2 separate regions of the Homo sapiens genome follow, and region 2 is linked to region 1. A link is an interaction called in ENCODE POLR2A ChIA-PET data of the cell type or tissue named here. Cell type or tissue: PC-9. All regions are shown on one strand. Links, peaks and the distances in the headings refer to the core of each region. The heading gives the core; the rest is flanking DNA.

Region 1 (2,927 bases), core at 93-2,592:
AACTTCTCATCACTTGGTTGGCAGCCAGGCAGGAATGGTACAAGCAGATTCCACTATTTCATGGGAAGTTGTACTATATTATTAGATGATCTTCCACTTAAAAAAGAAGGAAGCTGCTACTTAAACATTTGCATAAGCTTAAAAGAAGCAAAAGACACATAGAAATTTCAGAAAACATAGAAATTTTAGAGCTAGAGAAACACTTAGAGATCATCTAGCCCAGGGTTTCTCTCAATCTCAGCACCATTGACATTTTGGACTCCTGCGTATTGCAGGATGTTTAGGAGCATGCCTGGGCCACTTGACTACTCCTTATCTCTGAACAAACTCTGGCTACTGTCCAGTGATACTGCCAGCTCTGTACCCTTAGGAACACACCTCCAATGTGGCACTTCTTACACTGGGCTTTTTGTCCAGATTGGTGTGGGCTCCTCAGGCAGGGCCTGTGTATTAGTTTGTTTTCATGCTGCTGATAAAGAGATACCCAAGACTGGGTAATTTAAAGAAAAAGGGGCTTAATGGACTCACAGTCCCATGTGGCTGGGGAGGCCTCACAATCATGGCGGAAGGTGAAAGTCACATCTTACATGGTGGCAAGCAAGAGAGAATGAGAGCCAAGCTAAAGGGAAAACCTCTTATAAAACCATCAGATCTCATGAGACTTATTCACTACCACGAGAACAGTATGGGGGAAACCGCCCCCGTGATTCAGTCATCGCCCACTGGGTCCCTCCCACAACACGTGGGAATTATAGGAGCTACAGTTCAAGATGAGATTTGGTTGGGGACACAACCGAACCATATCAGGCTGTGTATCCCCACTGCCTGGCACAAACTGAACACTCAGTAATTGAAAGAAGAAATGAATGAGTGGTTTTAAGTTGCAGCTACATTGGTGGATATGACCTGTGCAGGAGAACAGACATGGAACAAATTCAGGAACACCTTGAAAATTTAATTTGTTGATTTTACCAAGGCATTTGATAACATCAGTGAGTTTAGGCTTCAGCTCTGACAGCTGTTCTACAGGTTTGGCTGCCCTAGGAAGTTCTCAAGTACTCTAAGGCTACTCTATGACAGAGGTTTGTTTGTCTAGTCAGGTCAGAATCACAGACAGTATCAGTGGAGTGAATTGGAGTTGTGTAAAAGACCTCATTTTCTTCAGCCTATTTTATGTACCATGTAACTGAGATCCTGAAAGCCAGCATTTTGCAATGGCCTCTCATCCTGTGGGATACTTTTCTACCTCATTTGGCTACCAGCATCAACAGGAGTCTTCCAGGAAATTCTCTATAACCACAAAAGAATAGTAGCAGCAACAATAAGGATTACTAAGTGCTAGACATCATTCTAAATGCATCACAACTATTAATATTAATTCACCTAATTCTTACAGCAACCCTAGGCAATGGGTATTGTTATTGTTGCTGTTATTTTCCTTTTACCAAGAAAGAAACTAAGGTACAAAGAGATTAGATAACTTGCCCAAAGTCATATAAATATTAATGGGCAGAGCCAGGATTGGAACCTATGTAGAGCTCATGTGCTTAACCACTACACTGTCCTGCCTCCAACATGCTTTTCTGAGTCCTAATATTACAAATCTTCAGTGTCTCAATTTCTGTAATAATATATATTAGTAATCCCAAAGTCATGTAAATATTAATGGGCAGAGCCAGGATTGGAACCTATGTAGAGCTCATGTGCTTAACCACTATACTGTCCTGCCTCCAAAGTGCTTTTCTGAATCCTAATATTACAAATCTTCAGTGTCTCAATGTCTGTTAATAATATATACTAGTAATCTTATATAATTAGTTTTCTATTTTTTGAGATGGAGTCTCACTCTGTCACCCAGGCTGGAGTGCAGTGGCACAATCTTTGCTTGCTGCAACATCTGCCCCCAGGGCTTAAGCGATCCTCCCACCTCAGCCTCCCAAGTAGCTGAGACTACAGACATGTTCCATCAAGCCTGCTAAGTTTTTGTATTTTTGGTAGAGACAGGGCTTCACCATGTTGCCCAGGCTGGTCTTGAACTCTGGAGCTCAAGCAATCTGCCCGCCTTGGCCTCCCAAAATGCTGAGATTACAGACATGAGCCACCACACACAGCCTTATATAGTTAGTTTTCCACCTTGGTATATCATAAATCAATTCATAACTATGTGCAAAGTGTCATGCCATATACAATGAAAGGCATGGAATGTCTAAGACAAGTTTCCTTTCTTCAGAGAGTTTACCATCTAACTGAAGATATGTACATTAGTGAAATAACGGTAAAAAAAAATAATGGAAAGAAGAGGGTTTGGGATCAGATCATATGAGTATGAGTAGCCAGTGCCACCATATAGATTATTCATGTGACTTCAGTAAGGCACTTGCATGAGATACAGTTTCCTCATCTGAAAAAATGGGAATGATAATTCCTACTTAATTCACAAATTTGTTATAAGGATTCAGTAAGAGAGGATATTTTTAAGTATATTAAAAATAAATGAGTAATTTTGTTCAAATACAAGAAAGTTGGAGGCTGGGCGTGGTGGTTCATGCCTGTAATCCCAGCACTTTAGGATGCCAAGGTGAAAGGGTTGCTTGCACCCAGGAGTTTGAGACCAGCCTGGGCAACATAGCAAACCCATTTCTACAAAAAATTAAAAAATTAGGCATGGTGGCACACATCTATAGCCCCAGTTACTCAAGAGGCTGAGGTGGGAGGATTGCTTGAGCCAGTAGTTCGGGGTTACAGTGAGCTGTGATTGCACCACTGCACTCCAGCCTGGGTGATGGAGCAAGTCCCTGTCTCTTAAAAAAAAAAAAATTGGAAAGGATTTTGACACAATTGTGCTGCAAAAAAGGTGTTTGAACATCCTTATCCTCTAGGCCAGGGCTGGGAAATAGGCTTCACCTTTTATGGCAACTCCAAAGCAC
Region 2 (2,927 bases), core at 174-2,673, 1.6 Mb before region 1:
TACCATTTGAACTTAAACCCAAGTATTTACCTATAAAATGTGAATAATGGGAATAATGTATGAACCCTTACAGGAGTGTCAACATGGCTGAGTAGTAACACTTAGCAACCACAGTGTTTATTATTACAAAACAATATGGTAACACTACATGTTACAAAACAGAAGATAAAGTCACTCAATCCCACAATCTTAATACAATTACTTTCCAGGTCTGTGTTAGATTTAAGTCATTTTCATTGTGCACACATCATTTTACATGGCTTTAATCAAACACAAATACAATTTTACACTTTGCCTTTTTAACATAAAAAAACTTTCCCATGTTTCTTAATAGCCTTCATAATAATCCTTTTTTTCTTTTTGACACAGAGTTTTGCTGTTTCACCCAGGCTGGAGTGAAGTGGTACCATCTCAGCTCACTGCAACCTCCGCCCCCCTGGGGTTCAAACAATTCTCCTGCCTCAGCCTCCCAAGTAGCTGGAATTACAGGCGCCCACCACTATGCCCAGCTAATTTTTTTTGGATTTTTAGTAGAGACGGGGTTTCGCCATGTTGGCCAGGCTGGTCTCAAACTCCTGGCCTCAGGTGATGCACCTGCCTTGGCCTCCCAAAGTGCTAGGATTACAGGCATGAGCCACCACACCTGGCATAATTCTTTTTTTCATAAGAACTCTGAAGAGCTGAATAATATTCCAGTAGGAGATGTATCATAATTTGATTGATTTCTCTATTGTACATTTAGTTGCCCTTGAATTCTTGCAATTATAAATAATACAGAAATGAACACATCTGGTCTTTATTTATTCCTCAGTATATATTCCAAGAAATGAGATTTTTGGGTTGATGGAACACAATATTCTTGAGGCTTCTGTGAACCTCTGCCAAATAACCTATCAGTGCCTCTTTAATAGCATAAGGCACACACAAAATTATTTTTGTGAATTAAATGAGAAAATATATTCTTTTTAGATTCATTTGCATTTTTAATTAGCACAAGAGGTGAACTTTTTCTACATATTTAGAAATATATTTACTTCTCATGAGACATGCTTGATGTCATTCGTTCATTCATCAACTTTTAGACTCTGATCATGACCAGAGTCTTACATTACTATAAGAACTTTAAAAATTCAGGTACAGTCACGCACTGCATAACATCTTGGTCAACAATGGACTGCATATATGACGGTAGAGCTGAAAAGTTGCTGGTAACGTAATAGCACAATGCATTACACATGTGTTTGTGATCATGCTGATGCTGGTACAAACAAAGCTACCATGCCCCCAGTCGTATAAAAGTGTAGCACATACTATTATGGACTGCGCATAATACTCGATAAACCATGATGTCACTGGCTGTGCGTGATGGCTCATGCCTGTAATCCCAGCATTTTGGGAGGCCAAGGCAGACAGACCACTTGAGGTCAGGAGTTCGAGACCAGCCTGGCCAACATGGTGAAACCTCGTCTCTACTAAAAAAAAAAAACACAAAAATTAGCCAGGTGTGATGGGGCGTGCCTGTAATTCCAGCTACTCAGGAGGCTGAGGAATGAGAATTGCTTGAACCTGGGAGACGGAGGTTGCAGTGAGCTGAGGTGGCACCACTGCACTCCAGCTTGGGCGACAGGGCAAGACTCCGTCTCAAAAAACAAAAAAACAAAAGAAAACAAAATATCCCCAACTATGTTACTGGTTTATATAGTTACTATATTATACTTTTTGTTTTTATTTTAGAGTGTATTCCTTCTACTTCTAAAATAATGTTAACTGTAAAACAGCTTCATGCAGTTCATTCAGGAAGTATTTCAAAAGGCATCGTTACCATAGGAGATGACAGCTCCACGCATAGTACTGCCCCTGGAGACTTTCCAGGGGAACAATATGTGGGGGTGGAGGACAGTGATTTTGATGATCCTGACCCTGTGCAGGCCTAGGATAATGTGTTTGTGTCTTAGTTTTTAACAAACACTTTAAAAAGAAAAAAAAATAAAAATAGAAAACAGCTTATAGAATAAGGATATAAAGAAGGAAAATGTTTTTGTACAGTTGTACAATGTTTTAAGCTAAGTGGTATTACAAAAGAGAAAAAAGTTTTAAAAACTAAGAAGTTTATATATTAATAGTAAAAAAGTTATAAGCCAAGGTTAATATATTATTGAAAAAAGAAAAGTATTTTTTGATAAATTTGGCATAGCCTAAGTATACAGTGTTTATAAAGTCTATAGTGGTTTATAGTAATGTCCTAGCCGTTCACATTCACTCACCATTCATTCACTGACTCACTCAGGACAACTTCCCGTCCTGCAAGCCCCATTCATGGTAAGTGCCCTACAGAGACATACCATTTAGAAATCTTTTATACCATATTTTATGGTATATATACCTCTTCAGTGTTTAGGTATGTTTAGATATACAAACATATCATACCATCGTATTACAGTTGCCTACAGTATTCAGTACAGTAGCATGCTATACAAGTTGGTAGCCTGGAAGCAACAGGCTATATGTACCACATCGCCTAGGCGTGTAGTAGGCTGTTCCAGCTGGTTTGTGTAAGTACACTCTATGATGTTCATACCCACAATGAAATCGCCTGAAGATGAATTTCTCAGAACGTATCCCTGTTGTTAAGCCAAGCATGGCTTATTTAGTAAGCTATCAGTGCTCTAAATTGATTTTAAAAGGCAGTCCTTTGAGGGTGAAGATGGGAATTTCCCCAGTGTCTGTTTCCTCAGGTTCTCCAGACATAGTCTTAGAAGACTTCCTCTACCTTAGGTGTTCTATGAGTGACTTACAGGGAAAGGTGGGGCCTGCCACTCACACCGGGCCTCCTCTGGCAATGATTCTGCAGTTTTCCTGACTCCCACTGAGGATCAGTGGGGAGATCAGTTGTTAGAAACCTGTGTGAAGTCTGGACAGTGGCAAAA

Evidence for each region. ChIA-PET counts read pairs that join two places held together with the same protein. Peaks named below come from ENCODE experiments on the same cell type or tissue, not always from the same donor. Only the 100,000 strongest peaks of a DNase experiment are listed, where the experiment ranks them.
Region 2: POLR2A ChIA-PET joins it to region 1 with 5 read pairs; 1 of 35 experiments calls an interaction of 5 or more read pairs at or near these places.

Annotation. Positions count from the first base shown.
Region 1 is chr11:108,522,776-108,525,702 of GRCh38, reverse strand. All of the region lies in intron 4 of EXPH5 (exophilin 5), which reads left to right. Among named protein-coding and RNA genes, the nearest start is that of POGLUT3, 26 kb to the right of the region's middle. In PC-9, for the core only: no CTCF peak of the experiment used is centred there; a DNase peak (open chromatin) is centred at 1,032.
Region 2 is chr11:110,159,571-110,162,497 of GRCh38, reverse strand. All of the region lies in intron 4 of ZC3H12C (zinc finger CCCH-type containing 12C), which reads right to left. Among named protein-coding and RNA genes, the nearest start is that of ZC3H12C, 68 kb to the right of the region's middle. In PC-9, for the core only: no CTCF peak of the experiment used is centred there; no DNase peak of the experiment used is centred there; H3K27ac peaks cover 183 bases.